Regions from separate parts of the Homo sapiens genome. Here region 2 is linked to region 1. Evidence: chromatin loops called from intact Hi-C (ENCODE). Cell type or tissue: GM12878. All regions are shown on one strand. Links, peaks and the distances in the headings refer to the core of each region. The heading gives the core; the rest is flanking DNA.

The links. A loop is a pair of places that touch in the nucleus more often than their neighbours do. Peaks named below come from ENCODE experiments on the same cell type or tissue, not always from the same donor. Only the 100,000 strongest peaks of a DNase experiment are listed, where the experiment ranks them.
Region 2: a loop joins it to region 1, with 8 times the contacts of the local background. A loop is called at or near these places in 63 of 110 quality-filtered maps.

The regions. Positions count from the first base shown.
Region 1 is chr12:59,147,456-59,152,843 of GRCh38, forward strand. No RefSeq gene overlaps it. Among named protein-coding and RNA genes, the nearest start is that of LRIG3-DT, 230 kb to the left of the region's middle. In GM12878, for the core only: a CTCF peak has its summit at 2,760 (motif pointing left); a DNase peak (open chromatin) is centred at 2,756.
Region 2 is chr12:58,538,322-58,543,709 of GRCh38, forward strand. No RefSeq gene overlaps it. Among named protein-coding and RNA genes, the nearest start is that of LINC02388, 240 kb to the right of the region's middle. RefSeq lists enhancers at 2,225-2,519, 2,249-2,418. In GM12878, for the core only: a CTCF peak has its summit at 2,354 (motif pointing right); a DNase peak (open chromatin) is centred at 2,380.

The DNA.
Region 1 (5,388 bases), core at 117-5,116:
ATGAAATTGGAAATCATCATTCTCAGTAAACTATCGCAAGAACAAAAAACCAAACACCGCATATTCTCACTCATATGTGGGAATTGAACAATGAGAATACATGGACACAGGAAGAAGAACATCACACTCTGGGGACTGTTGTGGGGTGGGGGGAGGGGGAGGGATAGCATTGGGAGATATACCTAATGCTAGATGACGAGTTAGTGGGTGCAGCACACCAGCATGGCACATGTATACTTACGTAACTAACCTGCACATTGTGCACCTGTACCCTAAAACTTAAAGTATCAAAAAAAAAAAAAGATTATTACTTCCAAAAAAAAAAAAAAAAGAATTCATTTCAGTTTTTTTCATATATTACTACTGGGCTAAGTTTGTTTCTTTCTGGCTTTTTCCTAAAGCAGGATTTCAATTGTACTGATGCCATCATAATTCACAGGAGAGAAATTCTTCAACTTTCTCTGGAGTCAGACTATATGTAATGAAGTTGTTCCCGAGGTGATTAGTCATTACATATTCAAGTTATGATATGCTTTGGTTGTGTCCCCTCTCACATCTCATCTTGAATTTTAGTTTCCATAATCCCCACATGTCATGGGAGGAACCCAGTGGGAGGTAATTTAATCACAGGGGTGGTGACCCTCATGCTGTTTTTGTGATAGTGAGTGAGTTCTCATGAGATCTGATGGTTAAGTGCTTTTCCCCCTTTGCTCACCACTTCTCCTTGGTTGCCATTTGAAGAAGGACGTGTTTGCTTCTCCTTCCACCATGATTGTAAGTTTTCTGAGGCTTCTAGAGCCATGCGGAACTGTGAGTCAATTAAACCTCTTTCCTTTATAAATTACCCAGTCTCAGATATGTCTTTATTGGCAGCATGAGAACGGACTAATACAAGATATAACAACAACAACAATAATAGTAATGTCAAGGTGTTTATGCATATAATCAGTTGCAGCCACATCACATCAAAAGTAATAATGACAACTATTCAGTTAAAAAAAAAAGAAAGAAAGTTCTGAGGAGAAATGAAAAAGTGCCAGTGTTTCAATGGAACTCTTGGAAACTTTGTCTTCTAATTGATTTATTTTTTAATTTGTTGGGGAGGAAAAAAAATACATTTTCCTTCTAACCCATCATAGGTTCATTGGCTGGGGCCCCTATAACAAAAGACAGATTAACAAGAGAAAAGCATACACATTTATTTAATATTATTTTTTACATGACACAGGAGCCTTCATAAAGAAGTGAAGACTGAAAAAAACAATTAAACCTGAGTGTTTTTAAATAGATTTGAGGAAGTGTTTTAAATAGGTTTGAGGAAGAATAGAGAATCATGGAAAAGCATAAGGCAAAAAAAAAGAGCAGGAAGAAAGAAAGAAAAAAGGAAGGAAAGAAGGAAGGAAGGAAAGAAGGAAGAAAGAGTATGAGTTAAGGGTAATAAACCAGGGGAACTTGGGCCTTTTTGTTCAGATTCCTCTTGGTGTCCCTGTGATCTGTGTCTTTGGAGGTAAGGATGCTCCTTTCCTCTAGGTATTGAGAAGCCACCTCTCACATGAAGCCCTATGACCTTCTCTAGGGGAGAAGTGAAGGAGAAGTCAGAGATATCTTCCTGCATATCTATTTCACAAATTCCTTCAACTTAAAATATTCCATATGTCAAGGTGCCACATTTTAGGATAGCACATCTTGAACTCTGTCAAGTTCTATTTGTTTTTTTTAATGTGATGGAGTTTTTGGTGTGTGTATGTGTTTAGTGCTGGGTGAGAAAAATATCTTATATCCTAAAATACTAGTTGTAATTATGCACAAATAGTCATCAACTCAGAATTTTATAGAGAAAATATAAATCTTAACCATCATTTAGCCCAATAGTTATAATAATGACAGACCATCAGAATTATCTAGAATTGCATGTGTGTATAATATGATCTTAAATTGTATCATATGTATATGTATGTATAGATGTTGCTGAGTTTCATTCCTGGAGAGTCAGTGCTAATTCACAAGGTATGGAGAATGACAATGCAAGGTTTCCTCTATGAGCAGCCAGGTTGGGAAACCATTTACGTTACAAGTTCTGTAACTTTGCATGAGGCAACTGAAGCCTGTGTAGATTGACCAACCTACCACTTATCATACAGCCATCAGATACTATAGTCAGTAATAAACCCAGGCTTTCTGACTCTTGACTTTTCCCCATAACCGAGGTTTCTTCTTCAAGATGTTTATGAGACATTGCTAATCCCTTGACTATGACTTTGAATGTCTAACACTTCACTGATACTCAGCTCTTGTTTTTTGTCTAATAAATAATTATTTATGCTGTTGATTCACTACTTATCCTTTAAAAGTAACATGATATTGCATTTGCCCATAAAAATAAAATTGTTAACACTTGCTCCCTTTCATTGGAAATGATTTTCACATTTTATTGTTTCTATTTGTTAACACTTATCTTCTAACTTATGGTTTTTCACTTCAAAGTTAAATTATTTAAATCTAGAAAAAATTGTTTATTAAATTCACTTGTTTAACAATTTCAGAAAAGTCAGCCAATGAATTGTTTATTGAGAGGGTTGTTCCCTCCCTCCCTTCCTTGCTTTCTTCCTTCCTTTCTTCCTTCCTTCCTTCCTTTCTTCCCTCCCTCTTATAATCCCCAGAGGAAATGGCAGATGCGAATGGCTGAAATGTAATGTAATTGACTTGTCTCCCTAGTTTGTGTATTACTGCCCTCTGTTGGATACAATTAGGTCTACTCTAATATGTTAGACTGTCTTGCCCCCTAGTGGTTTGTGCAGAAGACAGTAATGAGGACATTGGAAAACACTGTGTGAAGGATCAGCTAATTATTTATTTACTTTTAGATAAGTACAATTTGACAAAAACCTGATTTTATAATAACTGATTTAACATGTAACAACTCACCTTGCTTGTGTCTCAAATTTCATTTATGAACAAATCAATAGACTAATTACTAAGTTAGAGAAATATGTTGCTATATAAGAAATATAAAATTTATGGTAACTTTTAATGCACAACTCAATTTATCACTTCATTAATTGGAGACTTCTAATGGGCCATTTTCTGAAAATTGAATTTATTTCTTCTTCTTCTTCTTTCAGAGACAGGTCTCTCTGTTGCCTGGGTTGGAGTGCAGTGGCCTCAAGTTCCTAGCCACAAGCGAACCTCCTGTATCAGCTTCCTTTGTAGCTGGGACTACAGGTGTGCATCATCACACCAGGCTAATTTTTAAATTTGTTTTTGGAAAGACAGGTCCTGTTTAATTTCCCAGCTGGTCTCGAACTACTGGCTTCAAGAGATCCTTTTACCTCAGCCTCCCAAAAGTCTGGGATTACAGGTGTGAGCCACTGAGTCCAGCCTGAAAATGGAATTTCCTGAACTGGAATGAGTTTTATTCACTATGCCTGAGATTCTGCAAACTGAAGCAGAGACATGCAGCAGAGAATTTTTTTTTTTTGAGGCAGGGTCTCACTGTGTCACCCAGAGTGGAGTGCAGTGGCATGATCTTGGCTTACCACAACCTCCACCTCCCAGGCTCAAGCAATTCTCCTGCCTCAGCTTCCCGGGTAGCTGGGATTACAGGCATGCACCACTACCACCCGGCTAATTTTTTTTGTATTTTTAGTAGAGACATGGTTTCACCATGTTGGCCAGGCTGGTCTTGAACTTCTGACTTCAAATGACCCACTTGTCTTGGCCTTCCAAAGTGCTGGGATTACAGGTGTGAGCCACTGCACCTGGCATGAATTTAAATTAGAAAAATAGAGACACTTTAAGCAAAATTTTTTGACAAAATATGAAAAATAAATTGGCTATAGTAAATTTACTACTATTTCAAAATAAAACATAATCAGCATAATCACCCATTCAATTAATTCATTAGAAATTAACAAACCTAACTTGTGCAACTCTCAGATGAATAAGAAGTAAAAAAGCTCTTGGTTTCTTGTAGCTTACATTCCTTAGATTTGTAGATCCTGTTGGGTTGAGTCATTTCTAAGAATAGATTAATTTTTCCCCCTTTCTCCTATCACTCCAAACTTACTCCTCTCATGGCTCTTATGAATTCAGTTTTTTTTCTTGTTTATCATCCCAGTAATCCATATCTGTATGTCCTAGGTTATAGTACCTGAACCAAGGTGAGCTTTTAATGAATCTTTGTTTTCAGTACCCCCTGTCTCCTTATAACCCTTAACTCTTCTCTTGCCCCCTCTGGTATTCAAGAAACCCTGAGACTTTACCATGAAAACCTCCTCCACTGAAAGGTCAATCAGCCCTCTATTGCCTTAAAATGAAGTCTTTGCCCAGAAAGTAACAATGCATTTGCCCAGAAGTACAAACATATTAAGCTTTATCTTGAGCTTAAAATCAAATATATATTTAATTCATCTTCCTCTTCCAGGCTCCCCCCTCCCCCGCCACACACATGTATACATAGACAAAGGATAGACTCTGGAGGACAAAGGGCAGGAATTTATAGCACAGTAGGTCTTCTCACTCCATAAACCGTATGCCTTAAAACAGCAAATCTACCTCATCTTTTTTTTTTTTGCTTCCTTTATTCATCCTTTTTGTTCTTCTTAAACTAAAGAACTTGCCCTTCTCTCTCAGTGACAGCAGGGATGACACTTAGTCAGGTATGGCTGTATTGGTTGTGAAGAGCTGGTATCTGTCCGAATTGATTGCTACATCTGTCCTGATGAGCTGGTGCTTATTACAGATTCCGAAGATTACCATAGGACAGCAGGCAGTTTGCATTTGTCCACACCAGAGTTTTGCGTGTGCTATTCCCTTTTTCTAGAATCACTTACTTCTGTCTCTTCTAATCCTGAATTCTCAGTCATATTCTAGTAGTCTACTTATATGTTATTTGGTGACCCTGAAAAATTCCAGGATAGAGTTGATGACAACCTCATTTGAGTCCATTCTGTACTTTGTGAAAACCCTATTAAGGTACCTTATCATTGTTCAGCATATTCCAGAACACTGGGAAACTTCAGCTATGAACACTGTTTCTTTTTTTTTTAACTTAAAACTAACATTAAGTTATTAAACTTGCCTTGTATTTTAAAATTTGTTCATTTTCACCCTTTTGGGGGATCATTTCTTAGATGTTATGGATTCTGACTAGGTCTTTTTGAATTTTGTTCTATCTTTCTATAAATCTGAGATTTTTTTAACTTTTATCTTCCAATTAATTAGTCCTCCAATCATTTTCTTTTAATTTCTAAAAGCACTCTTTTTCTTAGATTTTTTTTTCATAGCCTTTCATTCCTATTTGGTGGATACTGTATCTTCTTTAATCTTTGAGAAAACATATTTGACTTTGAACAAATTTTCATCATTATGTTACACAAATTATCGGTT
Region 2 (5,388 bases), core at 68-5,067, 610 kb before region 1:
TATGTAAACACAACACCTTGATCTTTTTTGTTTTGGAAAATAAAAACAAAACAAAATATCCAAAATAAACCAGAGATTTCTTTAAAAAGAAACGCACGCAAATAAAAACAACAACAAAAGACACTTTGAGTTTGTACTCCTGATGGAAAAATCATTACTGTGGACAAAGTTATGAGAAGTCAAAGTATAGTTTGTTTTTAATAAGAGCTATCATTACATTCATGCTCAGGATGTGGCACTCAGAGTACTACGTATGTGTCACCACAGCTAAGATAGGTACTGTTACTCCAGGTAAGTAGAGTTCCCCCAAAATTCATGCCTACCTGGTACCTCAGAATGTGACCTTATTTGGAAGTAGGGTCTTTGCAGGTGTAATCCAGTTAAGATGAGGTCATACTGGATTAGGGTGGACCCTAATCCAAGGATAAATGTCCTTCTAAGAAGAAGGTAGTGGGATACAGACACAGAGAGAAAACATCACGTGAAGACAGAGACATAGAAGAGAAGGCCATGTGATGGTGAAGGCGGAGATGGGAGTGATGCATCTGCAGGTTAAGGAAGGCCAAGAATTGCTGGCATTTCCAGAAGCTAGAGGAGGCCAGGAAGGATCCTCTCCCAGAGGCTTTAGAGAGAGCATGACCCTGAGAACACCTTCGTTTTAGACTTCTGGCTTCCGGAACTGTGACAGAATAAATTTCTATTGTTATAAGTCACTGGGTATGTGGTAATTGGTTATGGTAGCCCCGAAGAAGTAACATACAGATGAAGAATCTGTGCTTCTGATGGTCTTGCTGAAGCTCCTTGTGCAGGGGACGTGGTGAGCTGGCTACACACACAGCCTTCCACCTCGGCAGGGAAACTGCACAGTGAGGAGCACAGGGGCAGTCACAGCCAGTTCCTGGGCTCATAATCGACGACATTGGTCTTGTCCATTTGGACAGATCCACAGGATTCTAGAGAGAGGTTAAGAATGAAAGTGTAATGGTGATCATAAACCGCAGGAACAAAATGTATATACCTATTTATTTTTATTCTCACTTCATCCTAAAAAGGATTTAAAGTTCCTTTCATAGATGAAAATAATAGGACAAAATAAAATAAATTTAAACATAAGAAAGATGAAACAAAGGGAAGAAAAACAATGGTGGAATGCAGCAGTAATAAACCTACATGACGTCACAGCCCTTCCTTCACCTCCCCAGCCCCAGCTAAGAAGATGGACCCTCATGGTATGGGCAAGAAATTTCAGGATGAGATAATGCCAAGTCTGATTTTTCTCCAATTTGTGTAAATTCAACGGAAATTTCAGGCTGCTGCTTCGAGTAGAAATAAGCTCTAATTATCCTTTTGATTTTCATATCATTTTCAATAAGTCAGCAGTGCTATTGCGGTCAATCAACCGGAAATCAGGGAAAGAAATCTCACATTTTCTGTGCCTTCCTTATTGTTTTAAGCGTGCTTCTGAAATGCTTTAAAATCATTGTCTTCAGAGTGTTTGTTAGTGCAGAGAAAAAAGGAGAGGATCTGGAATGGTTAAGCATACTGTTGTCTGTGATTTATCAAACCACACACGCAGACTTACTATTGAAGGAGAGACAATACCATCTAAACCAGCATGGGAGTTATTGTTTGATTTGATACTGAGCTTTTCTGTGTTTATTGGTCATCTTTGGTCTCATGAAAAATTTATTCTATGTCTAAGGGAGCTCCAATATAAATAAACACTAGAAATACATTTGTAGGAGGCTGTTCTCTAGAATAACTCAGTATTGCTCTCTGCATGGGGCATCACCTGCTGAATAAACCCAAAACCATCATCTGGGGAGTCGCTCTAGGTAAACTTCCTTGAGGTAAGCTGTGCTGTAGAGATAGGAACCTCTAATCATGTTTCAAATACTAAACATACCAGTGTGCTTTTCTTTTAAAAAGAGGAATCCTATTCACTTGACTTTATTTGTTTTTGAAAAAAAAAATGAACCCTTTATTTGGAGAATATTTTAGAAATTTAGGGCAAGGAAAATATTCTGCTCCTAGATGAGTGCTTTTGCTTGTATGATCCTGCACTGACAGTGAACAATACAGTAGATGAATTACTGATTTATTTATTTAAAAGCGAATGCACTGGATTTAAAAACAGCTTGCCTACAACAAAGAAATATGCCCCTTAAGGTTATTTAGTCCATTTATTGCTGATACTAATTAAACAATGACCTAGGCTTTTCACAGAGTGATTACTCTTAATGAAAAATTAACTATGGTCTCCTAATAAAGATAGCACACAAAACAAGTTGTACAGAGTGGTGTGACCTGACCTAGGATATCGCGTGTAAGTGCGACAGCTCCTGTAGATGGCAGTGGAGCACTTCCGCAAATGCTTTGGCCTGGCGTTCTGGGCCTGGGGTTGAGGGATGCAAAGGATAAAAGCTGCAGCAAGAGCAGGCGTGCCCTCCAGCCAGCAAGTTAACTAAGCTGCTGGTTCACTACTGCACTTCATAGTTGCCCTCTAAATGATTTTTTTCTGAACTCAGCAAAAGTACAAAGTGTTCCTGCCTGCACCCCAAATTGTCCTTTTAGTGAGGTAGGTTTTTATGTTTTATGCTTTCTATTTTTTGAATTTCAGAGTTATTTTGGAGATCTGACCTAAACATTCCTCTTCTTGAATTGCAAAAGCAATTAGCTTAGCTGCTCACACTCTTAAAGAGAGAATAAAAATCTCCTAAATGGAGACAATCGTAAACTACATCTGTCATACAAGTCAATGCAGCACAATCCAAAATAAAGATCTGTCAGCATAAACTATAACCAGATTTCATAGTCCTTAACTTTTTCTCTTGCTTGGATTGTTTTCCTTCTTTCCTTTTCTCTTAAGCCTTTTATTAAAAACTGTCCTCCGCTATGCTCACAGGAGCTACATGACTGAAATTGGAAAAGCAATCTAGCAATCACAGATTTAGGTAATTTTTAATGAAATTAAGATATTATATCGATTATTTTTGTCATTGTTTTGGCCTTTGAAGCTCAATCAGCGTTATATTCTATTATAGAGGAATGGTTGTTCTGAAAGAATTTGTGGAGTTGTGCCTGTCATTTCAGGATGAATTTCCTCGCTCAGCTCCCCCAAATTTCCCATTCTTTCAGCAGCAAGAGGGAACACTGCATGCACAGTGTTAACTTCACACATTCCTGACATACTTGCTACATTAACAGAGCTATGTTCCAGGGAATTGAAATATCTATTGTAACTGTAGGAAGGGCTTTCTTCCCATAACTTTTACCTTGTACCCAGAAAATGTATGTCAAGAATCAAGAAATGGCAAGTTTAGATATGGATGATGCATAGGAATCTGTTGTTGATATAGTTGGTATGGAAATTGTATAGGCAGAATTCTGCACACAGTAGGAATCATTTTGTTGAATAAATGAAAGCTAAAATGGAAGTAAAAATTAGAATAAACCCAGGGCAGAAGAAACAGTGACTAGTTTTCTGAAAGCTCAGGAAAATATCAAAAATATTTGAAAAAAAATGGAAATTTAAACCTTAGGAGGCCAAAAAGGTCCTGGGCTTATGCTCTTAGGTATAGGAAGAGGGCTAAAGAGGTGAGCAAAGAACATGAGAAGATATTGGCAAGTGCTATGGCTCATGCCTGTAATCCTAGTGACTCAGGAGACTGAGGCTGGAGGATCACTTGAGACCAGGAGTTTGAGACCACCCTGGACAGCATAGTGAGACCCCACCTCTAAAATAATAATAATAATAATAACAATAATAATAATAATAATAATAATAATAATAAAAGTAGCCATGTGTGGCTGATTCCTGTAATTCCAGACACTGGCCTCTAGCCTGGACAAAGAATGTGATTCTCTCACAAAAAGAAAAAAAAAAAAGATATGTTTGAAAAGATGAAGGGAAGGGCATGTCAATATGCATCAGAGGAGATTAGCAAAGAGCTAATGACCTGGTGCTACACTGAGTGGTTAAAAGAAGATTAGGGAAGGGAATCTGGAAATTATGGAAGACAGGATGCAATTACACAACCAAAAATGAGGCCCAGAGGAGAGAAGGATCAAGAGATACAAGGGTGGGGAATGGTGTGTAACTTCATCAATTAGGTATCATAGCAGGTCTTCTATCGTAAAGCCAATGCTTTCTTTTCAAGACTTCAGATGAAGGTGCATTTGTGTGGAGTAAGGGCTCATAAAAGGGAATAGTGCATTCTTTATTTTATGATAAAGAAACAAAAACCAAAACGAAATCATCCTCAATTGCTCTGATGTTCTAAAATAGATGATACTTTCTGTAAGCCAAAGGCCTGATTAAATTTGTACCAGTTTAGAATTGCTGACCAATAGGAAGCCAATTAAAAATTGCCAGGACCTCCCCCAAACCAGGTACAAGATTAAATTTCTTGTCTTCTTTGATCATTTTGTTGGTCATTGATGATGAAAACATTACTAATGTTGGTCATTGTCCTTATTGGTCATTGATGGTGAAAACATGAACCCAGTAGAAAGCAAGAGCCCTCAGTAACAGGTACATGACAATTGGACATAGCCCATTTAATGCTACCATTTTGAAGGGTACAGCTTTTGATGCCATGACAGTTTTATATAGTATTTTTTAGACACTCCTTAACATTAAAAATTTTAAACTACTAAATATTGAGGTCACTTGGCATTCTAACCCCAACTGACCATCTCACTCAATATTTACCTAAGGCCCAAAGACAAGATGAGGCCTCAGAATGGAGTAAGCCTCAGGCATTGGGTAGACCCGTTATGGAGTGAGAGGTAGGGCAAAGAGGGAGTTAGAAGTAGGGTGGGAGAAAGAATTGATTGATGAAGGGGTGGCCTGACCCTCCACACCTGTGGGCTTTTCTCATCGGGTGGGATGAGAGACTGAGAAAAGAAAGAGACACAAGAGACAAAGTGTAGAGAAAGAAAAGTGGGCCCAGGGGACCGCGCTCAGCATACGGAGGACTCGGGCCAGCACCGGTCTCTGAGTTCCCTCAGTATTTATTGATCATTATCTCTACCATCTCGGAGAAGGGGATGTGGCAGGACAATAGGGTAATAGTGGGGAGAGGGTCAGTAGGAAAACATGTGAACAAATGTCTCTGTATCATAAACAAGGTTAGAAAATGTGCTGTGCTTTGATGTGCACATACATAAACATATCTGGTGCATTAAAGAGCAGTATTGCTGCCAGCATGTTTCACCTCCAGCCTTAAGGCAGTTTTCTCCTATCTCAGTAGATGGAACATACAATCGGGTTTTACACCGAGACATTCCATTGCTCAGGGACAGGCAGGAGACAGATGCCTTCCTCTTATCTCAACTGCAAAGAGGCCTTCCTCTTTTACTAATTCTCCTCAGCTCAGACCCTTT